Regions from separate parts of the Mus musculus genome. Here all the other regions are linked to region 1. Evidence: chromatin loops called from intact Hi-C (ENCODE). Cell type or tissue: heart. All regions are shown on one strand. Links, peaks and the distances in the headings refer to the core of each region. The heading gives the core; the rest is flanking DNA. Region 1 overlaps Nin (ninein). Region 2 has its middle 8.6 kb from the start of Abhd12b. Region 3 overlaps Cdkl1 (cyclin-dependent kinase-like 1 (CDC2-related kinase)). Region 4 holds the start of Sav1 (salvador family WW domain containing 1). Region 5 overlaps Dmac2l (distal membrane arm assembly complex 2 like).

The links. A loop is a pair of places that touch in the nucleus more often than their neighbours do. Peaks named below come from ENCODE experiments on the same cell type or tissue, not always from the same donor. Only the 100,000 strongest peaks of a DNase experiment are listed, where the experiment ranks them.
Region 2: it touches region 1 in a loop (4-fold over the local background); 18 of 42 quality-filtered maps call a loop at or near these places.
Region 3: a loop joins it to region 1, with 9 times the contacts of the local background. A loop is called at or near these places in 13 of 42 quality-filtered maps.
Region 4: a loop joins it to region 1, with 2.5 times the contacts of the local background. A loop is called at or near these places in 9 of 42 quality-filtered maps.
Region 5: it touches region 1 in a loop (13-fold over the local background); 12 of 42 quality-filtered maps call a loop at or near these places.

What each region holds. Positions count from the first base shown.
Region 1 is chr12:70,059,841-70,065,772 of GRCm38, reverse strand. Nin (ninein) reads left to right here. Exons shown (of 29, transcript NM_001081453.1): 4 at 3,045-3,084; 5 at 4,432-4,622. Among named protein-coding and RNA genes, the nearest start is that of Nin, 40 kb to the left of the region's middle. In heart, for the core only: a CTCF peak has its summit at 3,463 (motif pointing right); no DNase peak of the experiment used is centred there.
Region 2 is chr12:70,142,545-70,148,476 of GRCm38, reverse strand. No RefSeq gene overlaps it. Among named protein-coding and RNA genes, the nearest start is that of Abhd12b, 8.6 kb to the left of the region's middle. In heart, for the core only: a CTCF peak has its summit at 3,246; DNase peaks (open chromatin) are centred at 3,636 and 4,096; H3K27ac peaks cover 1,378 bases.
Region 3 is chr12:69,754,575-69,760,506 of GRCm38, reverse strand. Cdkl1 (cyclin-dependent kinase-like 1 (CDC2-related kinase)) reads left to right here. Exons shown (of 10, transcript NM_183294.2): 4 at 337-409; 5 at 3,209-3,299; 6 at 3,861-4,061. Among named protein-coding and RNA genes, the nearest start is that of Mir681, 6.4 kb to the left of the region's middle. RefSeq lists an enhancer at 1,245-3,098. In heart, for the core only: a CTCF peak has its summit at 2,469; DNase peaks (open chromatin) are centred at 1,626, 2,076 and 2,576; H3K4me3 peaks cover 2,321 bases; H3K27ac peaks cover 3,947 bases.
Region 4 is chr12:69,983,800-69,989,731 of GRCm38, reverse strand. It overlaps Sav1 (salvador family WW domain containing 1), which reads left to right and starts at 2,730. Exons shown (of 5, transcript NM_022028.2): 1 at 2,730-3,058; 2 at 5,080-5,523. The coding sequence starts at 2,965. In heart, for the core only: CTCF peaks have their summits at 2,445 and 2,679; a DNase peak (open chromatin) is centred at 2,581; H3K4me3 peaks cover 2,671 bases; H3K27ac peaks cover 2,034 bases.
Region 5 is chr12:69,731,249-69,737,180 of GRCm38, reverse strand. All of the region lies in intron 1 of Dmac2l (distal membrane arm assembly complex 2 like), which reads right to left. Among named protein-coding and RNA genes, the nearest start is that of Dmac2l, 9.3 kb to the right of the region's middle. In heart, for the core only: a CTCF peak has its summit at 3,492; no DNase peak of the experiment used is centred there; H3K4me3 peaks cover 360 bases; H3K27ac peaks cover 452 bases.

The sequences.
Region 1 (5,932 bases), core at 621-5,620:
AGTGAAGAACAACTCGTGTTTAATAGTTTCATTTGGACCAGTGGTCCTGAGGTCATAAACTCCATTTAATATGTTATGGGTGAGATGCTGAATAATGAATTTGCATGATTTCCGGTGCCAAAGTAGGGTGAGCACTTGGCTCAGTCTGTTGGTAGCTGGGATGCTCTTATCAGTGGGCATCTATGGATTTAAAGTCTTATATATAATAGCAGTTTAATTCTGATCAGAAACAGTAGTTGGGGAGATCCCTGGAGGATTGTTGACTGCCACTCCCCTCTGCTTCACCAGGACACACACATCTAGAAGCTTAGAGCACTATCTTTATCTAGAAATTCCGGACAAGTGAGATAATGAAATTGTTACCCAAGGAAACACCTGGGCCCCAGTCCCAGCCATTCCCTGTCCGTTTGGCACTTCAGTTAGCTTAGCCATCTTGAGACATGACCTTTGGCTGTCTCCAGTTCAGCAGAGTCTGTTTGGGGATTTCATTTGGAGGTTTCAGCTTAGCTGAGTCCATGACTCTTAAGCATCCCTAAGGACTAAGGAGCTGTGAATTGTAGTAGACACTTGCCTCTCCTTGAAGAGGAGATGACTACCATGAATGTAATGGTTAATATTGTCAACTTGATGAAATCTGAATTCACTTGGAGACAAGGCTCTGGGCATGCCAATGAGGGATTATCTAGATTAGGTTAAGTAAAGTGAAGAGAACCATGTTAACTGTGGGCAGTGCCATCCCATGAGCTGGAGACCTAGACTGAGCAAAAAGAAGGTCACCAGCATGAATGGAAGGAAGTTTCCATTGCTCTCTTAATTCCTGACTAGGGACACAGTGTGCCTACCTGTCTCCTGCTCCTGTGTCATACTCTCCCTTCGGTGATGGACTGTGTCCCTGAGAACTGTAAATAGAAACAAACCCTTCCATCCTTCAGTTGCTCGTGTCAGGTACCTAATGAGTGTGTGTGTGTGTGGGGGGGGGGGGGTTAAGGAGCTATGCCAAGGTAGCCTAAAAGCACATTAAGTCATGTCATCTTGAACTACTGAAAGACAGTGTTTGGTGTGAGCATTTTTTTGCACCGCACACGATCTGCCATGAGTAACCCAGGCTCTGCAGACTGGAGTTAATTAGGCCTATCTTCCTGCTGTGTTTATTTCAGAAGTCTAAGAAATCAACTAGCATGTTACAGTTTAACCATCCCAGTGAATGGGCTGGTTATTTGGTATAAAAGGCAACTTTATTCATAAAAATCTCTCTCTCTCTCTCTCTTTCTCTCTCACACACACACATACACACACACACACACCATGTATTTCTTCCCCTTTTAGGACTTTATAATTTTCGGGCTGTGTACAAAGACCTAGTTTTCATTTCTATATGTTAATGCTTTGCTTCTGTTTGTCTTCTCGCTGTTCTCAGATAGTCCAGTCTACCCATGGGTATTATAAAGTCCAGGCTGACACAAAACTCCTAGTCCCTATCCTTCTGCCTCCCGGGTGCTAGTGTCTCTAGGCCAGGGCCACCACACCCGTGGATTAGAGTTGTGTGTGAATTGTCTTCTCAGCAGGACTTTCTTCACTGGCGTAGATCCTCCCTGTGGGACAGGAGCAACAGGCAGCTTGCTTGAGAGACCCAAGCCATTTGCAGGAGAACCAAAGCCACATGTTATAACTGGCCCAAGGAAGATTGATACAGAATTTGGCCAGTGGAGCAAGGCTGGATTTGTTCCAGACTTGTGATGAGGGGGAAGTTACCAGTACAAAACTACATGGCTCTGACCTTGGAGGAACCTCACTCAGAACTTACTATGCTAAGGTGTCTAGTTCAAATAAATTCCATTATGGTCAATGAATTTACTACCAGCACAAGTGCGTTGAATTCAGCTTTCTGGTCTACCTGTGGGACTGCATCTGTGTTTGCTCTCATTGACAGGTGCACCCAACCCATTCTTACTTCAGGAATTATTAAGGACTCCTGTTCTCTTTGTTGTCTGTAGTTCAGATGACCGTCAGGACTCAGTTCATCCATTGCTGCTGTTAGGACATCAACCTTCACTTTCCCAGTGTGATGTGTCCTTCTCAGTCCCCATTCTGTCTTGCCTCCTCTTTTCTGGTCCCCATGTCTTCATTGGCATGTGAACTTTATTGAGATTATAATATAATTACATTCCCACCCCCCTTTTGTGATCCAAGTCTTCCCATATACCTCTCCTTGCTCTCTTTCAAATTTGTGGTCCCCCTTTTCATTAAGTATTGTTACATGCATATCTTGATTGTATATACATAGATATTATAAAGACTGAGAAGGTTATACTTAGGAATATCTATATAAGTGTTACTCGTGTGTGTGTGTGTGTGTGTGTGTGTGTGTGTGTGTGTGTGTTTTCAGGGCTCAGTGTTTGGTATTGAGTAATGGCTTGGTGTGCTCTTCCCTAGGGAAGACAATGTCTTCTCTCAGCTTTCCCTATGTGTCTGTAATTCTTTGTGTAGGGTTGAGGCATGTACATTAGTGTCCTCTGTGTTCAACTCATGTTTAAGTGGTCATGTTGGTGAGACTTCACGAGTGCCTTTACAACCTTTCTGCCTTCTCTTCTATATATGTACTTTGTTGGACAAGAAATAAGTATGTGCTGCTCTTGTGTGTGTTTCCAAGATGTAGCATGAAGGAGATCGATCACTCAGCACTTACCCACTGAAGAACAAATGTGTAAATTTGAATTCACATTTGGTGAACTCTGCATATTCCATTTAGGCTGGTTTAATGGGTTCTAATAGGTTCTGTTGTTGAATAAGTAACCTTAAAAATGACAAGACAACTTCCTAGTGTCATGCAAAGACAGTACTTTGTGCTGGCAAGGTTGGCAAAGATCAGTCTATTTCAAGAGGTTTCAACCTCTTGATTGGTGGTCTGGTTAACTGAAAAGAGCCCGTTCCGACTCAAAGGCTAAAGTCATGCGTCTAACCCACATGGTGACTTGATAGCTAGGGAGAAATGTGGTCCAGAGGCTGGGTTCAAATGTGTACTCATTGTCTGTTGCCTTCTCTAGCACTGGAAGACACAACGCAGTGAGGAGTATGAAGCAGAAGGTAAGCAATTACAGTGGGGTTAGGGGGACCACTGAGGAGGGAAAGCCCTGGCTGCTATGGCTAAGGCACTCTGTGCACCACTTTCCTCCTTCTTGCACTAAAAGGAAGTGATATGCTAAGATTAGGACCAACAGCAACAGACAAAAAAAAAAAAATTTCCAAGTGACACTTTACACTCTTCAAACCCTGGCTATTAACACTGTAGGAAAGATGGCAGTGACTATATAGCAGTCCATGTATAGAGGACGACTGTAGTGCAGACTGTCAAAGGGGCTCGTGAACATCTCCAACATGCCCAGCTTGTATCTATAGATTTATAGATGATATATTATGAAGTATCTATAGATAGACTATGAAGCACAACACAACAATCATGTGGCCACCAGATGGCACTGTGATTCAGCTCACGTTCCTGCCTAACCCCCAGATGAAGTGTGGATAGTAAGTATAATTAAAACAATGTGTTCTCTGGCTCTCCAGCCTGGGATAATAGTACAGTAATGGGTTTAAATTCTGTCAATAAATATCAGGAATGACACTGAGTGCCCTTCCAGCCTTCCATGGTTCTCCCAGGCACATAAAATCATGCCCACAAGTATCCCAAGTCTAAGCAGTGACTTCACGCGTTCACATTTGCATTGCTAGTTTAGAAGCAGGGTGGCTAATGCAGGATAAGTAGTCTTGGCATTTGAGTAAGTAGTTTGACCCTGTCGTTAAACAGAACCTAGCATACATCCACAGATGCTAACACACTCACAGTTCGCAGCCTTGTCTTTCAAGTGAGTCTCGGGTTTCTGATTTGGAAAATAGATGAACGTTAGAGGCTCATTATGGCTGTTTCCTTCCCAGGAAAAGGTGCTATAATACTTAGCCCAGAAAGACGGCAGAAATGAAGCATTGGGAAAGCAAGCGCCAGTTGAGGCATCTGACCTCATGTGTATGAGACAGTGTTTCTTTCTCATGGGTGATTGTCCCAGAGCAAAAGCTGCCTTCAGTTTACATTTGGACTTCAACTAAATCAGAGTGGGTCAACATTTGTAGTCATCTCATACAGTGTTCATTATAGGGCAGGAAAGATGGCTTAGCAGTTGTGAGTATTAATTGTTCTTCCAGAGGACCCAGGATCGCTCTCCAGTACCACACAACTGCTCACAACCATCTGTGACTCTAGTATCCCTGTGAGCACTCTATGTATGTAGTACATGACATGTACGCAAGCAAAACACTCAGCCATGCAAAAGAATAAAAAACAATAGAAAGAATTGCCTTCCAAGGGTACCTTTCCATAGCAGGCACTGTCTCTGTGCAAGTCCTTTGGAGACAACAGAGTTTTTGCTTTGATTTTAGGCCAGCTGAGGTTTTGGAACCCAGATGACCTGAATGCTTCACATGGTGGGTCTTGCCCTCCTCCAGACTGGATAGAAGAGAAACTGCAAGAGGTTTGTGAAGATCTGGGGATCACTCGAGATGGTCACCTGAACCGGAAGAAGCTGGTTTCCATCTGCGAACAGTATGGATTACAGAATGTGGATGGAGCGGTAAGCCCATAGCTGGGGTCTGATTTGGAATAATGAGAAGAGCTTTGTCTGCCCCCAGGCTGGTAAGAGCAGCACTGTGACTTCCTTATTAGAGACACAGCCTGCCTGCCTGCCTGCCTGCCTGCCTGCCTGCCTGCCTGCCTGCCTGCCTGCCTGCTTTCTTGCTTGCTTTCTTTCTTTCTTTCTTTCTTTCTTTCTTTCTTTCTTTCTTTCTTTCTTTCTTTCTTTCTTCCTTCCTTCCTTCCTTCCTTCCTTCCTTCCTTTCTTCCTTTCTTCCTTTCTTCCTTTCTTCCTTTCTTCCTTTCTTCCTTTCTTCCTTTCTTCCTTTTTTTTTCTCCCTAAAAAGACATTCTACAAGATTTGGGAAAGTCATGTTTTGTGGCAGAAATCAAAGCTGATGTGGCTGAACTTCCTGAATGTATAGTATGGTCACCTACTGTGCTAAGTATGTCACCCCACATGAGACGCATCAACCAAACCAAACAGTAAAACATGGGAGAATGCAGAGGAGGGATGAAGAGAGCCTCAGGCTTGAGTTAGGAGAACTTTGAAAGCCAGCCTGCTGCATGTTCAGTTCTGGAAAGTTCTCAGTGTCATCTTTGGGCCCTTGGGTAGACTAGAGCAGTTCACAGGACAGGCTGCCTCTCTAGCCGTGGTTTGAAGTTTACATCACGCTGGTGTGAGGAGAGCCTTGGTTATATAGAACAGCCAGACTCTGGCTACGAGGAAATGGGGCCAGGTAGCTTGGTAGTTTTGATAGCACAAAATGTCTTCAAGCCCCAGAGAGTTTATGACGTAAGATTCTGTTTTCCCTTTTTGCTGAAGAATCATGGCAGGATCGTTAGGATTAATGTGGGATTAGCCGTGAAGCTCTACAGAAAAACCTATAATTCTAGGACGTGTCTTTTAGAAGGCTACAAATAAAGATTAGGGGCAGTTAGAGTCAGGAATACAGTCATTGCTCCAGAATCTTTGATTATAATGACATCTGATACCATGTTGGCTGCCTCCTCGGGACAAAGTGGTAGCATATTCCTAACCAAGAAAGAGGCCGATCTTTAAAACCTGCCAAATAGCCTGACTTGCAGAAAATTTCGGTTTTTAGTGTTTTGTTTTTTTTTTTCTTTTTCTCATATGATGTGACCATTATATAAGCCCCTTGACAACCTTTGGAATATCCCAGCAACCCATTTATTTTTCAACGGTGGCTATTGAGTCATAAAATTAAATTAATTGTCCTAATTTCTGAATCAGTCCAGTACAAAGAGTCTTGGGTTGTTTTCTGTTTTGTGTTTTCCCAAGAAACATTG
Region 2 (5,932 bases), core at 469-5,468, 83 kb before region 1:
GTCACACACAGAAACGCATCGGGTTCCCAGCCTTCTAGATACCTGGCACTGGTGCAGAGGGCAGAATGAATCTATTCCCCTTTCTTTAAATCATCACCAAAGACAGCTCCGAAAGAAAGGTAGCTGTACTCCCCTCCCCTCCCCCCACGCCCATCCCCCCCACCACATACACACACAGCTGGAGTAAGTGAGCCCCGGCACAGCTGGAAATTAGAGCAGTCTCTCATCTTTGCCTTTAGTTTTTAAACAAGCAGGAAGAGAGCCCAGGGAACGCCCTCCCCACCCCCCACCCCCGGAGAACTACTTGGATCCTGATGTCAGTCAGCCTGGGGCTGTGTTCCTTGTCTTCCCTCCAGATGCTCCGTTGGAGCATCCTGCCCCTAGAGAGGAGTTTTAAAATAATAATAATATGTAGTGTGAAGTGAGATCATAGATATGAAAGCTCTCCTCTGAAGTGTTGTTTCCAGCCTACCCGGTACAGCACTGATATTATTTATTAATGACTGGATTTGATCTCTCTCTCTCTCTCTCTCTCTCTCTCTCTCTCTCTCTCTCTCTCTCTCTCTCTCTCCCTCTCCCTCTCTCTCTCTCTCTCTGGCTCCTGGGAAAATCCTCCTTCATTTAAAGCATGATAGTTTACAGACTAACATGGAAGATTAATCACTAGTAAATACGAATACCAAAATGGACAAGAGGTCTAGCCATGGCCTCTTCTGGCTCATCACCAGCCAAACGGGAACTAGAAACTGATAACTAGCAAGCCCACCCTCTTCAGACAAAAGAATGTGGGAGTAGGGATTAGAGGGGTGTTTCCACTCTCCTGTTGCTAAGGGTCAAAAAGAAGGGGTCAATGCTCTCTCCAAGAGTCTGAGTCCCAGGACCCAAAATTACTTAGCAGACATCAGCTCATTGCCCAGAGGTGAGTGTTGACTATCATTGTGAGGTGATTAATAAAGCAAGTTTTGTTAACCCTTGGTTATATGTTTGTGGGAGTGGAGCATTCGTGTATGCATGGGCTGGGGGTAGGGAGTTCATGTATGCATGGTGTTATGTGTGTATGTGTTGTGCATGTTCATGTGAAAGACTAAAGTCAACTTCAGGTGTTTTTCTCAAGAATTGGCCAGTTTTCTTCCTCCTCCTCCTCCTCCTCCTCCTCCTCTTCCTCCTCTTCTTCTCCCTCCTCCTCTTCTTCTTCTTTCTCTCTACTTATAGCCAAACTTACTCCCAACTAATCCACCTTATACCATCATTGCTTGCTTTTCTAGAACTATGTCCCAACTTTGAATAAGGTCGACCCTCTAAGAAGTTAAACAATATTTATCCTGTAGACCCAAATGTCCCTCACAGAACTCTGGCCCACCTCCATTCCTCTACAGAGCCATCCAACAGTGTAAGCTGTCTGGTGTTAATGCAGAGGTGAGAAGGTTAGACCCAGCAAAGAGGACAGTGACAAAGGCAGAGATGCAAGCAAGGTTAGCAAGAATTCATTTCAGGACCTTCTGCTCAGAGCATGTAGAGAAATGGACACTCTGGGCAAATACAGAAAAGTATGAACTTGCTTAGAATCTACAGGCCCAGGCTTTCGTGGAGACAATTCCATCTTGATTATGTATATACTTCCTACCAGTTTGCTGTACGTAGAAGAAGCCTATGATTATAAACACGGAAGGCCTGAACAATGGACTTGTCTTCAATGACACTGCCAATAGGAAACTCTGTGACTGGCATCAGCAAGTTACTGATAAAAGCAAGACATTTTCACCAGCCTTGATATCCAACCAGACAGTTAGCCCAAATCTCCTCCTGTGGGGAGACTCTAGCACAGCCTCTGCCCTGTGTGGAATGCCTGCATCTGTGCAAAACCTGAAGTATAACTACACATAAAGGAAGAGTTCGGTCTGAGAGGTTTAAATAGCCTGCAAATTATGACCTGGGCCTTGATATGGTCTGTAACCCCTACCTGACCTGCCAGAGAGCCTACAATGGCCTTGGTCCAGTACACAGAGACCCTATTTGGCCCTGCCTTTAAGCAGAATCGATTGACTGCTTTGGTAAGAGAAAAGGGCTGAGTTTCCACCCTAGAGCTATCTGTGGTAACATGAGTTACCAGCAATTAGAAAGGATCAGTCAGGCTGTGACTGTGGGTAGTGTCACTGCAATGTGGGAGGGTTTGGGGAGGACACTGGGAGTGGGCATCTCTTTTCTCCATATCCGTGATACTGAGGAGGAGGCTTGGGCGTCCTTTCTGCCTAGGAAAACATGCCACTTTATCAGTCAGGATAGAGCACAGTTTCCAGGTTCCACTTAGGGCAACAGGACATTTTGTAAGACCTCCGTTTCTATGAAGCAAGAAGCAAGGCATGTAAAGTATGTAGATGAGCAAGAAATTGAAACAATTGGTGCTTGCCAGAAACTTTCAAGACTCCTGGCTTCTACCAAGGCAAAGGTATTTAGGTATTCTAGCCAACACCAGGTAGTTGTGCTTTCAGAATTTGTTTTGAGCCGATCTCACCATGCATCCTTGGTTGATTTCGAACTTACTATGTAGACTTGATTATCCTCAAACTCACAGACATCCACCTGCCTCTGCCTCCTGAGTTCTAGGATTAAAGAAAGGCATGTGCCACCATGCCCAGGTGATGGGGTCTCACGGTCTGTTCTTATTTCTGTGTATGTGTGTAGGTCGCTGAGTGTATATGCTGTAAGAGTGCAGGAGCCTGCAGAGGCTCAGATCTTCTGGAGCTGGGATTACAGGTAGTTCGTGGGTGCTGGGAGCTTAACTTCAGGTCCCTGGAAAAGTATTCTAAACTGCTGAGCCATCTCTCCAGCTCCTAATAGATATTCTAAAATCGATGTGTGAGTTATTGTCTTGTTCTGTAAACTGTGCAGAATTCAGTCTTCCTCACTACAGGGTTTGTACAGAATGGTAACATTGAATGTGCATCAGTGTGTTTGCCCCGCGGTCTCGCAGGAAAGCTATCATTAGTAGAACTGACTGTGCTCATCCCCAATAGGATTAAATGATTCCTTCAGCAAAGGTACGGTGACTTGGGAAGGAACAATATAACGAAGCCATCTGAAATGTAAGATGTTCAAAATTCACCTAGAGCATGCAACTCCTACCTACAAGCTAGGGCCTCGCTTTATTTCTCTCCCTCCATTGTCCCAGAGGCTAACAGACTGCAGGCAGCCTATAGCATTTAATTGACCAAGTATAAAAATAGACACGCTGTTGTAATTCTTATATCTAACACGTGGAGGCAGCAGTGAGCCGGCGAGAAAAGAAAACAAAGGTGACATCTTCGAACCAGAAAGTTTGAATGGGGGTGAGGTTGGGGGAAGAGATACCACCAGCTGGCATGGTTAAAAATCATTTTGTGTCTTTCTTAGTCGTCTAAAACCTATTATTAAAAGAGCAAACTCTTCTAGCATATGTCCTCTGGAGTGGTTCATTTCCCTACTCTCTCTCTCTCTCTCTCTCTGCATGTGCGTCTTAATAGAAAGCCTTCTTTTCTATTCTGTTACAGAGATGGTTATTTTGAAGATTGCAAACTTCCTCCTGCCCAGTCCAAGTTGAAGTTCCGGGGGGAGGAAAAACGTTCCAGGCCGGCAGCTGTGCGCTGTACTGGACAACAAGCACCGCCTTTGTGGAGAGCCTCGTGGGATGATACCCAGGCAGAAGGTTAGAGAAATGGGTCTCCAGCGGTTCCCTTTACTGGGAGGAAAGAGATGGGGCCACACCTTCTTCGAAGAAGGCTTCGTTTCATTCCCGCAGATATGAAAAACTATGCTCATGGTCCCCTCAACTTTTTGAAGAACAAGATGGGCCCACAGCCAATCCCCTAAACCCTCAAGTGAGCAGACATCAAGTAGGGAAGACAGATGGAAGACAGGCAGACTGTAGCAAGCTGCTCCTCCTGAAAATTGACACCCTAGAGGGACATTGGGGATCACTCTCCACATGGCCCCAGAATGCAGCATCTAGAAGGGCAGGAGAGCCCCTCCCCACAAGAGGCCTTTTGTGTGCCTGTCAGGCTGGGTTGTATTTTTAGACTTAGCTAGGCCTGCTCTGGATTTCCCCTCACACAGCTGCTGCCGCTGCTTTCCAAAGCCCAGCCTAGGAAGCCGGGCTTCCCTAAGCCTTTGTTTGCCTGAAGAACGGAAGATAATGTTTGACAGGGGAGGGAGAGTTATGGGAGCCTGCAGAATTCTTTCCTCAACTCCCAGACAAGAGGGTAAGTCTTGTCACCCTATCCAGCAGCATCTTGTCACATACACACACACACACACACACACACACACCACCAGTCCAGCCTAGGACCTCCAGCCCATATTTGATCAGGACCAGCTGCCTCATGGCATGGATTGAGCCCAGTACATCTTTCGGAGTGAGAGAAAATTTTACTCCATGAGAAGGAAGCTCAGACCCAAGAACCATATTCAAAGCCACCTCTCTCAGCCACTCTGGTAAACAGGCTCTTCCTGCGTATTCTGTTTTAAAGCATTTAATTATTCCTCCATCTATAAATAAATAAATACTCGCTTGCTGTAGCATTTTCTTTCAATTTGCTACTGTAGACAAATCAAGACATGATTTATTCTTCTGATGTTGGCAGTCTTAAACCTCCCTCATTTGTTTTTTTAATATATATTTTTTTATTTTATGTGAGTACACTTTTATACTGTTACTGTCTTCAGAAACACCAGAAGAGGGCACCAGATCATATTACAGATGGTTTTGAGCCATTATGTGGTTGCTGGGAATTGAACTCAGGACCTCTGGAAGAGCAGTCAGTGCTCTTAACTGCTGAGCCATCTCTCCAGCCATCACCACCCTCCCATTTGCATTTTAAAACCTTCCCAACACCAGAAGTTACCTGTAGGGACTAAGGGGTGAACATGTTTTTTTGTTTTTGTTTTACTTTCTACTTTTTTTTCCCTACTGTTTTATCTTTATTCAAACAATGAGCTGTTACTGTTTGGCAATGGGAGTATTTTTAAGGTACAGTGCAGACAGCCAGTGGGTGGGAAACGAGGCATTTCTTGGTGTTGGGATTTTTAGATCCTGGCTTTGATAGGATGGTGGGCCTGACTAGTATAGCAGTGAGATGTTGTAAGAGAGGTGGGAAAGATGGATGGAGAGGGAGAGAAATGCTGTTGGTTCAAGGCAGGACCTGTGGTTAGGAAAACCTAGCCCTGCAGTACCAGAATGTATGCCAAAGACAATGGGATCCATGAGATTGAAGGACATGCTACACAAAGCACAGTCTACTGGATCTTATGGGCAGAAGCATGTCCTAGACAGAAGCAACATATCAAGATCCCTGCACTGCAGAGCAAGAGAAAGCATTCCTATCTAAACCTATGGTCATTGGAGTGTTAGCCAGGCTTCCTCAAAAGCTGCAAGCATGCCCAAATTCGGTATAAGAGCAGTCCGGCCAGCCATGCAAGCTCAAATGACTGTCTTATCATATGATAAGATGTATATGATATCTTAGTGATACCATATACAATTTGGGATGGGGTGCCAAGTCATTTGTTGGGCAAAATGACACTGAGGACCAAGATGGCTGTCATTATGTCAAATGGGATCCCTATAGCAATGAGACCTGATATAGCTTAAGTCTCTGGATGGAGGGGAATCTTCAGGATATACTGAGAACAATGGAGGAAGAGCAGGCAAGGGAGGACTCAGGTGCCGGTGGGACTCCATGTGAGGCAGGGAGTGAGGCCAGTGGCTGAAGGTGTGGAAGAAGGAGTTGTGTGACCAGTTAAAGCAGGCATTCTTCATCTGGCTAGAACTCAGGGGTCTGTGAACTTGAGTGGGAGAAACATCCTATTTTTATTTCTACATTCCCCCACTACAGCCTATTAGATACTTCCATGATTAATGTCAGAAAATTCATATAGGATAGTAATATCAATATTTATG
Region 3 (5,932 bases), core at 250-5,249, 300 kb after region 1:
CAAAGAAAAAAACTGAGGAGTTCAAATTTCAGGCAGTCCCAGGTCATAAATATTTGTTGAAATATTTCACTGTTCCTCCCTGTTTTTTGTTTTGTTTTGTTTTTAAAATCCAAGTTTGTATTTTTGTTAACCTGCTTTCCCCACAACTCAGCAGCATGCTGGTCACACATTCTCAACACTGGATTTGTGGGCTGATGGCCTGTGGATCCAGAGGAGGCTGTGTCTCCCGGGATTTTTCAGTCCCAAAGCCTGCCCCCGTCTGGATTGGGTTTCTTGAGCTGAGGTCCATGGCTAGAGTGAAGAATGTGTTTGTGCTGTTTCTTTTGTTTTTATTAGGGTACCAGAGCCTCTCGTGAAGAACATAACTTGGCAGACACTGCAGGCTGTAAATTTCTGCCATAAACATAACGTAAGTGTCCCGACCCCCTTTGAACACCCAGGTGGCTTCTTCTCTTGAGCCAAAACCGAGCCTTATTCAAAGTTCATACCCCACCTTTGTGGGTATACGTTTTTTTCCATGAAAATCTTCCTAAGCCTGGGGGCGGAGGGGAGTAAGGAACTTAAAGATGGCAGATCTTATGGAAACATACATTATAAAAATCATTTTAAAAAAACTAGTCGTTTTTTGTTTTTGGTTTTTGTTTTTAATTTGTAAAATGTGAGGAAGAAGGAACCCCATTTACTTAGAGAGTCTGTATTATTGGATTGGTTTCCCCAAAAGACTTTGAACTGGAAGAGGTAACTCCAGATGCTTGCTGCAGTTACAATGGGTGGAGTCCTAGGCGCCAAGTCCTAGTGTCTGCCCTGGTGAGATAGGAGTGTTAAATGGGCGTCTGGTCCTTTTTGCCACAGCTGGACTGGGGGGAGGGCGGGGGGCCGGGTGCGGGGGGGGGGGTGCGGGGGGAGCCACTGTAGGAGACTGCCCATGTGACATGGCTTCATAGATGCTGAAAAATCTGCTCTCCTCTCTCACCCCACACAGAGCTGCCCCCTTTCTACACATGGAAGCCAGCTTCCTGGGCTGGCTCCCAGTTGTGTGGTCAAGTACTCAGAATGAATGAGCCCTTGAGTTTGATTCCCAGTACTGCGATCAATCAACCAACCAATTAATCAATATAGCAGAAAAGAAAAAGGTGTGTGTGTGGGGGGGTGGAATCAGAGTCCAACCACTAAAAACACTCAAAATCCCAGAAGGGAATTTTAGAGTTTCACTGGACTCCAGTTATTGGTCACCCAGGCCCGAGGGGTTAAATCCCCTCTGAGCTTGCCCCAAGTAAGTTTTCCTGAAGCTGCTTACAAGGAGAAAACACGGGAACAGTCATTATTTTGGCTTTCATTATCGGAAGCCTAGAATCCTTATCAGAGCTGGAGTGTCGCTCCATGGTTAGACCTCTTGCCTTGCCTGCATGAAGCCTTGGGTTTGACTCCTTACAGTGAAAACAGTCATTTTAAGGCAGGACGAGTGGATGCTAGACGCTTTGATCGGTGATTAGCACTTTCCCAACAAACAAGTTTCAGCATAAGGGTGGCAGGACAGATAGTGGGGCTGGAGGATACAGAGGGAAGGGGAGAGGAGGGGGCAGAAAGAACGAGAAAGCTCGCCAGCCAGCCCTGGTGGGGGAGATCTGAGGAAAGTGAAGATAAATACAGTGCATACCACAGCTCTCTGGAGAGCCGCAGACGCTGCTGGGCTCCACGTGCTGGGGGGGGGGGGGGCTGATGGGGGGAGGGTGCTGAGCTTGGAAAGAATTCCCAAACAAAGGGGGGGGGGGTGGAGCACATTCTTGTTTCTGAGTCCTTCTGCCCATATGTCATCACGACATTCATGGAAGGACCTATTTATAGCAAAATGCAAAATGGCTGGTGAAAGACTTCAGAGCCCAGGGCCATCGATTACTGAGAACCAGATAGGTAGGTTATAAGGTAATTTATCCACCCCACCCCGCCTCCATTTTTTTTTTCCAGAATAATAATGCTGATGGGAAACACTAACGTTGCTCTCTCGCCCTAAAAGTCCCTTGGAGTGGGAATTGCTGCGCCCACGAAGAGCCTCTGTCCTCTTTCCGGATTCTGGGGTCAAGGAACCCTCAAGAGTTGCAGGCTCCAGGCCAACAGTCACTGGGGCGGCAGAAAGACCCAGCGTTTCCCAGCAGAGAGGAAAACCCTTGGGAAAAGGGAGGGGTCACAAAGAACCCGGAGTAATATTTTGTCCCAACTCAATTTTAAATGTTAACCGTTGATTAAAAGTTGTTGACTTAAGAGATTTTATTTATTTATTTATTTATTTATTTATCTGTCTATCTATCAAAGACATTGTCATTTAATAAGAAAGTCCCGTGGGAGTCCTCAAGCGCTCCTCTTGGTAGTGGCTTCACCCTCTTAAAGAATGTAGCTTGATACCAGCGGGTGAGGCAGGATGCAAGAGTCTCCCGCTGGGCTCCTCTGTGCTGTGGGACAGAGCTGACACCTAGCGACCACGACGCACCCCGGACGGCGAGGCCGCAGCCAGCTCTTGTTTATCTTGTCAGGACAAATGTCAGAGCTGGAAGGGCGATCTTTTGGCAGGCACACGAGCTTCCAGCCCTCTCTCTCCCAGCTTATCTCAGCAGGCCCAGGGCTTGTCTTGTTTACCGAGCGAGCAAGCCGCCTTCCAGTGAACCGGGCTTCTGCTCCAATCTGTCTGTCGTTCTTGCCACAGGCTGAAGCCTCAAAGCCTTTCGGTCCTTTCCCCCTTCATAGACAGCAGGCAGGTTAGGGGTGATGCCTAGTTAAATATAAAGTTCCTTTTTCTAATGCAGACTGTTTGAGATATACTTAACATTTTAGTTGGGTTGGAGGTGGAGGTCAGGTGGCGTGCTCGGCTAAGGTTCTGGACTGATGCCCAGCACTGAAAAAAAAAGTCGTTTATCTGAAATCCAAACGTAACTAGGTATCTCACGTGTTTTTATTTGCTGAGTCTGGCTCTTGACAGTCATTTTTCCTATCACACTTCTTGGTTTTTGTGGCCACTCAAGAATTTGAAATGATTCTGTCTGTAGGTATGGAACTAGGTTTATTTTAGTCTGCTGTTTTAGTATCCAACAGGTCAATGGCAGATTAAACTGATATATCCAATATCTGCTAAATATTCCAGCCCTTTACTCGTGGCAGATATTAGAGTTGCACCTTCATGACATTTTGTTTTGTTTGTTTGTTTGTTTCTAACCAGTGCATACACAGAGACGTGAAGCCGGAAAATATTCTCATCACCAAACAGTCAGCCATTAAGCTCTGTGACTTTGGGTTCGCACGGCTTCTCAGTGAGTACCCACGGCTTCTTCAATGTAAAAGGAACATTCTTGCTGGGACAGCTGGTTTCCATACTACAGAAAGCTGGTTCTTGTATTCTGCCCCGGGAATAATCTTGCAACAAATTACGGTTCCTGCCAAATCTTGTAATGAAATATAACTTGAAAAATGTATAAATACACAACAATTTAGATATGTATGCTATATGTAAATTGTAGCACAAAAGTTATTATAAAGCCTGCTAATCTCCTGCCTTCTCCAACCCCCCAAACAATACTTACCAGAATTAATACTTCAGATGAATGCCTTTTAATCTTGGCTATAGATTAACACCCAAGGAACTTTTAAAAAGTATGCGGGTAGCCTTGGGCCCTCTCCAAGTGTTCGGATTAATTGGGCCGGGAGGAAGCCCAAGTATCAGTAATTTAAAACATCCTACAGCCAAGTGATGACAACCAGCAGCTAGCACTGAGAATGGTGATTCGGAAAAGCTTCATTTCTTAGGTTTTTCCCTGCTCAGTTTTGACTCCGGGCTTCCACTGATCTGTTTTCCACGTTTCTGCACCGGCCAGCTGGACCAGGTGACTACTACACGGACTACGTGGCCACCCGGTGGTACCGCTCACCCGAGCTGCTAGTGGGAGACACGCAGTATGGTCCCCCTGTAGATGTCTGGGCAATTGGCTGTGTGTTTGCTGAGTTACTGTCCGGAGTGCCTCTATGGCCAGGAAAATCTGACGTGGATCAGCTCTACCTGATAAGGAAAACCCTGGGTAAGTGGTTTCCGCTGACTTTGAGAGAACCTGCTCGCTTCTCCCACACCCCCTGCTTACCTGACACCTTTAGGAAACAGACATTTCTCAGCCTCGCTGAAATGGCTCCATTAAAAGTGTCTATGGTTTGTTCAAATGACAAGACTTAATGATTACTGGGAATTTACTAATTGTCCAGGATATATAGACTAATCTCTTAAGCTTAGGTCAGATCCTCTTAACTTCTAAATGTGTTAAGCCTGGCAACAGAACTACTGCAAGGACTTAGCTGGTCACAGGCGGCTTCCATGTTACAAGCTGAACATCCCTCATCCAGACGGCTTGGGACTCTAGTGTTTGTGACATTAGAGGTTTCAATGTGGTATGTAAGGGAAGGGACCCGAGTCTAAACAGAAAATTCATTTATGTTTCATTTCATTTCTTCCCATATCCTAAAGGCTGGTTATATGATCGTTCTAGCGTGCCCGCATTTGACCATGACACTTGGAGTCGAGTGTAGCATCTCCTACTTGTAGGATCATGTTGGCACTCAGTCTCAGAATTTTTAATGAGGGATGCTAAGCCTGCATTAGGATGAGGTGATTCATCCAGATGTCCTTACTGCAGCCTGCCTGACAAGTTTTGGATTATTCAGATTACCGTAGAGGAAGAACCTCAGCCTTCTAAGTGTCGAGAAGAAAGTCTTGTTCACCGTGCCCCCCTCCTACAATTAAGGGCAATGGGAAGGACAGAAGAGAAAAGGGAGGAGGGTACAGTAAAAGAGATCCATAACTAGTGGTTGCTGTTTTCAGAATCCAGGAGTTAGATTCTACTCTGCTAAGGAACGCCATTTAAAGCACTCTTTCTCTGCTCCATAACTCTTGTATTACCAGCAATCACCATAGAGCTTTGTCTTCCCAAAGTACTGAAGGCCACCTGAGGGTGAGACTGTATTTCCATTTGTTTGTTTGTTGAGACAGGGTTTCTCTGTGTAGCCCTGGATGTCCTGGAACTCCTTCTGTAGACTAGGCTGGTCTTGAACTCAAATTCCACCTGCCTCTGCCTCCCGAGTGCTGGAATTAAAGGTGTGCGTCACCAGGGTCCGGTGGTGTTTCCTGTTTTTATCGTCTCCACCAATGTCTTGCACATTGGAGCCTCCTTGGAGCTCACGCAGGGTCACTCAGCCTTCCTTGGCTGTTCCGTCCAGTGGCTTTAGGGCACTCTCCTGCCGCTCCAGCCCTAGTGGGGAGGCTTTGACAGCTCGGGGACATATGTCTCTACTGTGTGTGTGTATCTGTAATTCATTTTTAAAGCTAGGGGCTAAGGGGCTTCATTACAGTGTTTTCAGACATAGGAATCAACACCCTAGAGGCTGTGTTTTTGCTTGCTTATCCAAACTAGAGCAAGGTTCTGGATTTGAGTGAGAGGTAAAGTTCTGAACCGAGTAGCACTGGTCACTCAAGACGATCTAGTCAGAGGCTAGAGCCTCAGTACCACAGGGCCCTGGCTGCAGGCCTCTGCTTCTGTCAGGCCTCTGCTTCTGTCAGGCCTCTGCTTCTGTCAGGCCTCTGCTTCTGTCAGGCCTCTGCTTCTGTCAGGCCTCTGCTTCTGTCAGGCCTCTGCTTCTGTCAGGCCTCTGCTTCTGTCAGGCCTCTGCTTCTCTCAGGCCTCTGCTTCTCTCAGGCCTCTGCTTCTCTCAGGCCTCTGCTTCTCTCAGGCCTCTGCTTCTCTCAGGCCTCTGCTTCTCTCAGGCCTCTGCTTCTCTCAGGCCTCTGCTTCTCTGCTCTAGAAAGTGGCCACTTGTGGCCCAGAGAAGCAGTTTCCTGAACCAGTCTTTCCTAGTGATACCCCTAGGACTTTACATGAGGCCACCATCAGCTCATTCGGCTGCC
Region 4 (5,932 bases), core at 423-5,422, 76 kb after region 1:
GGAGATGACAATTACATGAAGCGAATAAAAGTCACACTAAAGCAATTTTAGATGGGCCTAGAAACCCCGGGGGCGGGGGGCAGATTCTCAGAAGTAACCTGTCCTGTCCACGATGCCTTCCTGGTCCTCTGCTTCCAGTAACTCACGTGATGATGAAGACCCTCCCCGTCTGGCCCAGAAACAGGAAGCCAGGTGACCATGGTCTAAACCTTTAAAACTCGTAACTCTAAACCAGGTTTTCTCCTTTACATCGTTTTGTCAGACGATGGTCACAATCATGAGAAAGGTGACTAGTGTCGTTCTGCCACCAAACAGGAAGGTGATCTAAGACAACATGTAATGTTTTTTTCATGAGTTTAACATAGTTGATTTCAGAACTCCCATCCAGCTACAAAATCCTATGACTTTTCCTCTCATGAATGTGGAAAGCATACTTCACTCCATTCTCTGGAAAGCCCAGGTCTAAGGAACTATCTTAACAAGATCCCAGCAACCTCACTTCCTGTCCTCTGAGGTCAGCCTTGGGAATTTTAGGGCAACTTCTTTCTCCTTTACCTCCCTTCCTCAAATTCTTCACGGAAAACCCCATTGTCTTTTCTCTTTCACCCTTGCGTGTTCTCTATCTGCACTACCGACTCTTTAGAGCTAGCATTTGTATCTGAACCACAGCAATACTTGAGTGCGCTTCCTCTCCTCAGACAACGTGCTCTATGAACTGCGTTTGGGTAATGAAGGTTTACACAAGGAGCAACCCTTTGTTCTCTTTTTCTTTTTATTAGATATTTACATTTCAAATGTTATCCCCTTTCCCGGTTTGCCTTCCAAAAACTCCCTCTCCCCTCCTCTCTCCCCCTGCTCACCAACCCACCCACACCCGCTTCCTGGTCCTGGCATTCCCCTACACTGGGGCATAGAAACTTCACAGGACCAAGGGCCTCTCCTCCCATTGATGACCGACTAGGCCATCCTCTGCTACATATGCAGCTGGAGCTATGAGTCCCACCATGAGTAATCTTTGGTTGGTGATTTAGTCCCTGGGAGCTCTGAGAGTACTGGTTAGTTCATATTGTTGCTATGGGCTGCAAACCCCTTCAGCTCCTTGGGTCCTTTCTCTAGCTTTTTTTTTTTTTACTCTTATGCCATAATCAATCTGTCAGCAAACCCTGCTGCAACTCTAAAATGCCTACAATCACTTAGCGCTTGTCCTGCTGCCTTTATCCATATGCATGCTAGCAATATTTTTTTATCACCTCCCTTATTTTGAAACCCCACTCCCCCATTCAGTCTACTCTCACACAGCATCCAAAGTGATCGCATTAAATACGTCTCTCCTCTACTCCAAAGGCCTAGGTGGGTGGCCAGTTACCAAGGAACTTCATTTCCCTCTACTCTTCTCTGTTCCAGTTCCAGCTACGTGACCCTCTTCCTATTCCTACAATGAGCCAGAAACACGACCACTTGCAGTGACTTGCATTTGCTCTTCTGAGGCCTCACTCCAGATAGCACCATAGCAAGCTAATTCCAGCATTGCCTTCTCACTGGCTTCATTATCCGACCCCCTTTCCAAGCTGTGGGATCTCTCTTGTTTATGCTTCCTTCAGCGCTCACTCTGTTACATACTATGGCTTACTAGTTTTATTTTTTGTGATCTCTCTTCCCCATAACCGCAGGACCTTTGTTGTTATATCCCAGACACCTAAAACAGCACCTTGGATGCTGGGTGCTCAATAAAATATTTGTTATAGGATTATAGGGACCTTTAACAAGGAAACATTTCATAAAAACACAGGAGACAGACAACTGATTAAATGTCTTTGTGCATGGCTAAAAAAAAGAGCAGTTTGGTGTCTTGTTCTGAGGTTGGTGTTTTGCTTCTGTGTTTTAAGCACATTCTCTTCATTATGAAAGCCTTACTTTGATCAAGAGGAGTGAGTCCCAATCTTATTCTCCAAGTTATTCTGTGTACCTGAGCGAGTTAAAGAGAACAAAGTAGAATCTGATATATTAGATAGAAAACTCCCAGTTCTGAACTCTGGTGCTCAAAGGCTTCAAAATTCTAAGACTTAACTGCAAGAGAAGGCATGTGGTTATTAAGAATACATATTAAAATGATGAAATAAATACACTAACGTCAAATTTATCTTAGGAGCTGTAGAAACTCCATCTTCTTTTTTAATCCGAAAGCGCGGATGGGGATGGGGGGCACAAAAGGGGGTGGGCTACCAAGGGTTGGGGGAGATAATAAGAGGACAGAAGAAACGGAGACTCAGTTTTTACAGTAGTCACGCTGTCACCAGAAGAGTCATCTGTGTTACTAGGTGTAGCCCTCGCGGTCCCAGCACACCCGAGGGCTGCCTTCCCTCAGCAACCAGGACACGCGGCTGCGGTTGCGGGAAGCAGGGCGGTAGGCAAGTCCAAGGCGAGAGCCGCTCGCCGCCCAGCGGGCTCCGGACCGCCCGGACTCCAGCTCCCCAGCGGCGGGAGCCGGCCCGCGCAGCCGCACTGAGGGCCGCGATGGTCGCCACACCCGGCCCGTTAGCCGCCCGCCCGTCGCGAGTCGCCGCACGCAGCCGCGTCCGCGCCCGGCGGGGGAGGGGCGGCCCGTGCGCGTCGGCTTTCCCAGCATTCCCAGCGGCGCGGGGAAAGTTTACCGGACGTAGGCGGTGGCCGCAGCGGTAGCGGCTCCGGGCGGCGGACCATGGCCCTGGTGGGCGGCCGCGGCCCTGTCCCAAGGCGGCCTCGGGCGGCGTCGTTGAGCCGGCTGACTTCCCGGGAGGAGCTGCCCTGCGACTGAGCGGCGGCGGGCGCGCTTAGCGCGGCCAACATGCGGCGGAGCCTGCGGGCGGGCGCGGGCGGCGGAGACCCGAGGCGAAGGCGGCGGCGGCGGCCCGGGAGGCGGCGGCGGGCGGCAGGCTCGCGGCCCTAGCGAGGCTGCTGGGGCGGCGGCGGGAGTCGTCCGCGAGGATGCTGTCCCGCAAGAAAACCAAAAACGAGGTGTCTAAGCCGGCCGAGGTGCAGGGCAAGTACGTGAAGAAGGAGACGTCGCCCCTGCTGCGGAGTGAGTGTCGTGGGCGGTGGCGGGTGGGGACCCGGCGCAGCCTCGGGTGGTGCTGGAAGACCGACTCTGGGAAATGCATGGCTGTCCGTGGTGTTGGGGAAAAAGTGCTTCGACCCGGGCACCTCTCTGCTGGGTACGTCCGGGCCCCGCGTTTGCGACCATCGCAGCGCCACTCGTCGGCTCACGCACTCGCACACGCACACACACACGCGAGAGTGGATTCCTTCCTTAGTCCTGCAGCGGGACACAAACTTGTGAGGCAAAGAACCTGATACTTGATACTTGTAGCCACTACCAGCGTCCTAAGTAACACACACACACACACACACACACACACACACACACACACACACACACGAGAGACTTGATACTTGTAGCCACTACCAGCGCCCTAAGTAACACACACACACACACACACACACACACACACACACACACACACACACACACACACACACACACACACACACGAGAGAGAGACTGGATTCCTTAGTCCTTCAGCGGGACACAGACTTGTGAGGCAAAGAACCTGATACTTGTAGCCACTACCCAGAGTCTTTTCATTTCCCAGAGTAGACAAGCCATTAACGTATTTGGATTAGGCTTTGCTCCTAAAATTAAAAAAAGCAAAGTATTCAGAATAATTTCAGCCATACCAGGCAAGTTCCTAACTTTATTCCTCTTTCCGACATATGTTCCGTCCCCTCCCGTACGTAGCTTTTCTTCTCCGTTTAAAATATTTGAGTTTTTAACTTGAACGCCTTGATTCTCCTTTTTTAAAATTCTTGGGTAGTCAGAGAGCTAATCCTTTGGTTCTCATTCTAGGAGCTGGACCCCTTGTGTAAGTTTCCTTCTTGGAAACTGGAAGTAACCGTGTGACTTAAATTAAGCATTACCTCATATTGTAATTGGGAAAGCTGCTCACAGGGGTTCCTAGTATTTGCCCAAGATCCCGCAGAAAGGGGTGGAGAGCATATTTTTCCATTGTGACCATGTGTCCAGCCTTACAGGTTCTGTTAGTAGTTGGAGTGCTAGACAACACAGTTGGTGGGGTGGATGTGTCAGTAACTGAAACCATTTTTAAGAGCTTGTTTTTCTGTTTTTTTTAGGTGATAGCTTGCTTTTTGCTGCAAATAAAGTTTATTAAGCATCATTTGAAGTCATGCCACTTGTTGAGTCTTTTAGTGAGTGACTCCATACAGAATTTGTGTCATCGACAGTTAATTATTCCAATATTAAGTTACTGTAGTGTTAGCTTCTGACACCCTTAGTGACATTGATTTAATGAATTCAGAAAATGTGTTCTATATCCAGGTTTCATATTTTAAAGGTAGTTGCTTTCTAAGAACATGAAAGCTGTTTGCACATTCAAATCAGCAGCCATGACCTTGGTTTGGGTTATCTGCTTTTAAAGGAGCCATAATTCTTTCCAGGCTTTTTCAGTAGATCCAGGGTTTGTGTGCATCTTTGGAAGTAGATGACTTTATTTTTCAGTTTCCACACTGAAAGGTCTTGCTTTCTAGTTTTGATAATTGTGCTTAGAACCGGGTAATTCCTGATAGAAAGACAAAAAAAAAAAAATTACCAATAAAAAAGTCTTTTACAGGAAATCTGACTTTGCGGTTTTTTCTTTAAATTTTATTTTAATGAGATGTGTTTGTGAAGAAAGATTCTTGGTGATACTTAAATCAAGTGAAAACACCAAACTGTAGTCATACATGATGCTGGTAAAGGAATTGGTTTGTTAGGTTACTTTCAGCTTAGTGACATTGTATCATGTATGGCAATATGCAGCATCCATTCGTTTGTAGCTGAGTTTACACCTGCATATTAATGCAGATTATAAATGTATTTGCTTGGGAAAATAATCTTCATTTAAAGTTCTAGTATTGTCTTAAAATTTAAAATCTGTTTTCTTATGCCCTTTTGTTTGATATTTTGATCTCAGGATAGTAGACATAAATAACTTTAGACGAGTGTACTGACTTAATGCAATGGTGATTATATTTGTTTTATTATAGATCTCATGCCTTCATTCATTCGGCACGGTCCAACAATTCCCAGACGGACTGACCTCTGTCTTCCAGATTCAAGTGCTACTGCTTTCTCAGCTTCTGGAGATGGTGTAGTTTCAAGAAACCAGAGTTTCCTGAGAACTGCAATTCAAAGGACACCTCATGAAGTAATGAGAAGAGAAAGCCACAGACTGTCTGCCCCTTCTTACCTTGTCAGGAGCCTAGCAGATGTCCCTCGAGAGTGTGGCTCATCACAGTCATTTTTGACAGAAGTTAACTTTGCTGTTGAGAATGGAGACTCTGGCTCCCGATACTTCTTCTCAGATAACTTTTTTGATGGACAGAGAAGGCGGCCACTTGGAGATCGTGCACAAGAAGATTACAGATATTATGAATACAACCATGATCTCTTCCAGAGGATGCCACAGAGTCAGGGGAGGCACACTTCAGGTAACTCGATATAATAAACAGCACACTGGCTTATTCATACTGATATTTAAATTAAAAGGTGACCTGAGGATTTTCTTGGAAAGCAAAAAAAGCAAAACAAACCATACTCTTAGAGGGGAAAAAATTTCCATTTTGCCCTTCTTGCTTCCTCCTGCTTGCTGGTAGTTTTTAACTTATAATGAAGGACAGAATTCTTGTGTCTGTCCTCTATGTCATATTTTTGGCTTTTTGTAGGCAATTACTATTCCCCAGGTTGGTTAAAAAGACTGAGCAGATGGCTCACTTTGTGTGAAACATGCCTTTTTTTGTAACAGGCAGGAAACCCTGGCACTTCCTTTTCCCTTGACCTGGAAGGGCTTCTCCGAGGTGGGGATTAAGGAATGTTGCAGCTCCACTTAATTTCTAAAAT
Region 5 (5,932 bases), core at 539-5,538, 330 kb after region 1:
GGCAGTTAGGCTAGGTTTTTAAGCCAAGGCAGGAAATTAAGGCATGCTATACATCGGTTTGGTTTGTACATGGTGGTCATGACAAGGAGAGTCAGACACTTAATGCCAGGTCACAGAAGGCCTTGCAGCCGGATATCTGGACTATATTCTGCAAACAGCAGGGAGTCACTGGGATATCAGAATAAGAGTACTGGCATGGTTAAAGCTGTGTGCTCCAGGAAATTTACCCAGACAGCAACATCAAAACCAAAGGTCAAGTCAGGTATGGTGACATGGTCCTGTGATCCTAGCTATTTCAGAGGCTGAGGCAGGAGAATCAATTGAGCACAGGAATTTGAGGCTAGCCTGAAAACAATATAGCTACAGTCTGTTTCAAAATAGGCAAATAAGTAAATACAGAATGGCCCAGAAATAGTCAGCAAGGGCTACAAAGAAAAGGCTACAAGGATAGGACTTAGTTACAGAAGGATGGAATGACATTAGAGTTAAGACTCCATATGACTCAGTAGGGGACATACAGAGACAAGAAGTAGAGGACTTGAAGATGACTAAGCTTTGGTCCTGGCCCACTGGTGAAATGGTGATGTCATTATCAGAAGCCAGTATCAAGAGGATGGGTCAGTGGGTAAAGTGTTTGCCAACAAACAAGAAGACCTGAGTTCAGATCCCTGGCTTTCATGTAAAAAGCCTACTTGGCAGCATGCACCTGTAACAGCAGTAGTGGGGGAGTAGAGACTGAAGGAGCCCTTGCTGGCCAGCCAGTCTACCCTAATTGGTGAGCTCCAGGATCAGTGTGAGACCCTCGAAAAATAAGGTGGAAATGTAACAGGGCCCCTTAGCAAAACTGACTCCTTGATGGAAGTACCATTCAGGCCATAAAATTCAACATGTAAACAGTATCACCTGCCAAAAGAAAAACAAAGACCTAATCCATCAAAGTCCTTAGTTCTGGGAAAGTCTCTAAATGTGCTAACCTTGTTTTCTGGCTTCTGTAGTTCTGCTGCTGGCTAACTCTCCTTTTACCCGAAGCACATCAACTCAGAACATGGGTTTTGTGCTGAAAATTTCACTCTGAGAAAGGCTCAGGGTAACACTGGGATCCCAAACACCCAGTGTAATCACCGGCTGGCTAATAAAGACTTTCTATTGGCCTAAACCCATGTCGGAGTAGTCTTTTCTGGTGAATACTACACAACAGAAAGTGACTGGAGAAGACACTCCATACTGACCCTGGCCTCCACATACAAGCACACGTGTGTGAGCACAAAGGATATGGACAGAGGCAGGCACACACACACACACTCACACACACACACACACACACACACACACACACACACAAGAGCAAGACTGCTATTGGCTCAGTTTCTTTTCCTTTGTTTTTCAAATTCTAAATATGAAGTGTTGGTAGGACTCCTAAGGGAAGATGACCAAGAGAATCATTGGAATTAGAGTCACAAAGTGTTAGAGCTGGAAGGCACTCAGGTCAGCTACACGAAACCTCTCATTCAGTGATGGGGAAACTAAAGCCTTGATATTAAGTAACATGCTGACACTCTAAATCCTTTCTGGAACAAGGTGGGGCATTAATAAATGCATGTGCCTAAAGGACCTTGCTCAATGTCTCTAAACTAATGTGTGTCAGTGTTGCATTTGAACCTAGTACTCTTTCCTACCTGTCAGGGCTCTGGATGATTGTAGAACAAGAGAGAGAAGGTTTAAAAGGTGCCGGAGTGGGAAGCATTTTAAAGCCAAGGACATGGGTTGCTGGGGCAGTGAACCAACGGATGAGACCTCAGGAATACCTTTCTCAGGCCTCTCTTGTTTCCCCTTTCCTCCTGTCTTTCCCCAACCCCTCCCTCTTTGGCAGTGCTGGGAACTGGGCAGAGGGCTGAGTATATTAGGCAAACACTCTACTACTCAACCGACGGCACCCCCGAGTCTTCATCTTCATCTTCCTTCCAGGGCTGTCCTCATCACCACAAATCTCCACCTCAGCTACATCCCACAGCCTTGGCCTTTCCGGATTTCTGTCAAGCTCTCTCCACCTATATCCATCTTGAACAACTTGTGTGTTGCCAATTTTGTTTACAAAGCTGGGCTTTCTCATCCCCTACTCAGGCTAGTGCCTGTATTCATTCCACCCTGACCTCGTTTGTGAAAAATCTTACTCAACCTCTCATTTAAACGCCACACCCATCCATCCATCCATCCATCCATCATCCATCCATCCGTCCATCCACCCACCCATCCATCCATCCATCCATCCATCCATCAGTCCATCCATCCAATCATTCATCCATTCATAAATGCTCACTGAATGTGTGCTGTACTGAGTACAAACTAGCAATGATGAGGCAAAGCAGCAACAAGGAAAGTGCAAAGAAAGATCCCACCCTGTTCTCTTACAACCCATAGTTTCATGGAGAAGACAGATGACATGAAAATACAAACATCTAATATGGTTCCTTAAGGCATGGATTATGCATGAGAGCCTAAAAAAGGGGAAGGCTTCATACCAGATTTTTTTTTTTTTGAGATAGGTCTTAAACAGTCTTTAAAAGTTTTCAAGCATCATGTCCCAGCACTTGGGAGGCAGAGGCAGAAGATCTGAGTTCAAGGCCAGCCTGGTCTACACAGTGAGTTCCAGACCATTCAAAACCACACTGTGAGATTCTATACCACAAACTGAGTTTTCTCTCTCTTTCTTTTTTCTTTTTTTAAGATTTATTTATTTACTTTTATGTATGTGAGTACACTGTAGCTGTACAGATGGTTGTGAGCCTTCATATGGTTGTTGGGAATTGACGTTTTAGGACCTCTGCTCACTCCAGTGGGCCCCGATCGCTCAGGCCCAAACATTTATTTATTATTCCACTCAATCAGGCCCAAAGATTACAGGTGGTTGTGAGCCACCATGTAGTTGCTGGGATTTGAACTGAGGAACTTTGGAAGAAGCAGTCAGTGCCCTTATCCGTTGAGCCATCTTGCCAGCCCACAGAGTTCTCAATCAGGAAGGTTAAGAGGGAGGGGAACAGGCATGGAGGGTAGGAGCAGGCAGAGCTAAACAAGCTAAAACCACTTATTTTCTTTGCCAACATAATGCAGAAGTTTACAGTATCTGTTGGTTAGTAGCCTTCAGTGACTGCCTTAACTGGGGTGGAAAGGCCAAGCCAGAGAAGCTGTTACTAAGCAGGTGAAATACAAAGTCTTTGAAAACTCAATACTTTGTTGGTTTCATTCGTTTTTCTAATCGAACTTAGATAAAGGCAGGGCCAGACTTATTTTAGCTATTCCAAAGACATTAAATGTTTTCCCTAAATTGAGTTAAAATTTAAAAATACATTTATATCTAGAAATAAAGTTTTAAAAATTTGGAAGGTTTTTTCTTTCTTAACTTCAGCTTTGCTACCGTTATGACATCGGAGAACTACTTCCTGCTTGAAAACAAGCAGTGTGGCCAGTAGGAATGCTTTCTACATGGAAAGAGGAGACCTCTAGTGGTGAGTTAGTGAATATAACTCAAGTTAAATCAGAAAACTAGAAAATAGTTGTCTCTATATGCTATATACAATAAGTAATTTAGAAATTTAAATTATAAAAGAAAACACACTTGTTTACTATCAGAAGAAATACTAAGTTTATAACAGTGTTTCTAACATTTGCAATTATATTTGTGAATTAATTAAAGGCCAGATCTCTACACACACACACACACACACACACACACACACACACACACACACACACACAGAGAGAGAGAGAGAGACAGAGACAGGGTTTCTCTGTATAGCCCTGGCTGTCCTGGAACTCACTTTGTAGACCAGGCTGGCCTCGAACTCAGAAATCCACCTGCCTCTGCCTCCCGAGTGCTGGGATTAAAGGCGTGCGCCACCATGCCCGGCTTCCCTGCTTTTCTAATCTGGTATGACTGGGCGAAGAAAGACCCTTTCTGCCTATGGTCTGTTATGATTGACTCCTGGGGATTATCCTACCATAATGTGCAAAATTTCCTGCAGATCAACATGAAGATGGAACTTTCATGAAATAATGCTGTTTGGATGAATTAATGATTTTATACAATTCCTCATTTGATTCAAATAATTTTAGAAAATTAGAATAGTTGATAGAAAGTTTAAGAAGAGGGTTTTTAGGGCTGGTGAGATGGCTCAGTGGGTAAGAGCACTCGACTGCTCTTCCGAAGGTCCAGAGTTCAAATCCCAGCAACCACATGGTGGCTCACAACAATCCGTAATGAGATCTGACTCCCTCTTCTGGAGTATCTGAAGACAGCTACAGTGTACTTACATATAATCAATAAATAAATCTTTAAAAAAAAAGAAGAGGGTTTTTAGTTGTTTTGCTAGAAATATAATGAAGCTAGAATCAAGAATGGAATGTGCCCCCTCCTCATAGAATAGTAAGTAAAGGCCGCATGAAAAGAAGTGCAGTGAGCTTTCACATGTTACAAGTACATAGAGATATGAGATTTTCAAAAGTGGAAAGTAGAAAAGGCTTAAGGATAAGAGGCTTTTGGGTGTAGAGCACAGAAGGTTTAGACATAAAAGTCTTGGGGATCTTATTTTGTGCAGTGGCAGAAGTTGTTACATGTGAGAGAATTCGGAAACCAAGTGTGCCACTTTGGGGCCATTAAGCTATATTGGGGACTGTAACCTTCCCCCACAGCCTGAAGCAGGCTGAGCAGGCTTGACTTGTCACTAGGAGATCGCCTGGGGTGGAGCCTGCCTCCCTGGATCACCCTATTGTTCTGCCACAGCCACTGCTACTACCTGCTGCCTAGCTGTTCTGTAGCCTACACGTGGTCACCTGCAGCTGGACTCCAAAGATGATTCGGCAGGAATGGGCCCCCCCTTCTTCATAAGGCGTGTTCCCCAATATTAAAATTGAGCTTTGATCAGAAAGTCTTGACTTAGCTCCATTCTTTCTCTCATTGCCTAGATTCCCTCTTTTCTTCCAGATTCCAAGGTGCCTTCCAGGCTCGAACCCTGACATGTGAGCCACTGGCTGGCCTCAACAGGGGACTGCCATTTGCAGTAAGATACCTAGGCTTTAATGAGATGAGTCCAAGAAGAGAGGAAGTGTCATATAAGACCCAGGAGGATCTAAGGAAGCAGCAGGACTTCCAGAAGAGACAGAAGCTACAGGGTCACAGACAAGAACTCAAACAGCCATCTTTATGAAGGTTAAAAGAGAGGTATATACAATGTATCTTTACCACCATCTTGATTAAGATGACCACATGGCATAAATCAACTAATGCAGCAATCCTCCCTAGTTTTACTGGGGCCTCTGTTTATCATTGCATTGCCTTTGTAGATTACAGGGACCAAAACAGGCCTCTAAAATATCTTGGGTTAGGATAGATTTTTGTGTTATGATAAATTTCTAATCTTATACAGGTATATTAAGATTAACACAAATTCACTTGGTGATATATGTCTAACTACTTATATATTTGCTAATCTTATAAAAATTAACTTGTAGACTCTTAAAGATAATTAAGACGGGCTAGAGAGATGGCTCAGCGATTAAGAGCACTAACTGTTCTTCTAGAGGTCCTGAGTTCAATTCCCAGCAACCACATGGTGGCTCACAACCATCTGTAATGGGATCTGATGCCCTCTTCTGCTATGTCTGAAGACAGTGATAGTGTACTCACGTGTATAAAAAAATAAATCTTTAAAAAAAAGATAATTAAGACATGCAAGTTAATGCTCAGACACCATTAAAAAATCAAATTCTGCCGGACAGGTGGTGGCTCACGCCTTTAATCCCAGCACTTAGGAGGCAGAGGCAGGTGGATTTCTGAGTTCGAGGCCAGCCTGGTTTACAGAGTGAGTTCCAGGACAGCTAGGGCTATATAGAGAAACCCTCTCGAAACAAACAAAGAAACAAAACAAAACAAACAAAA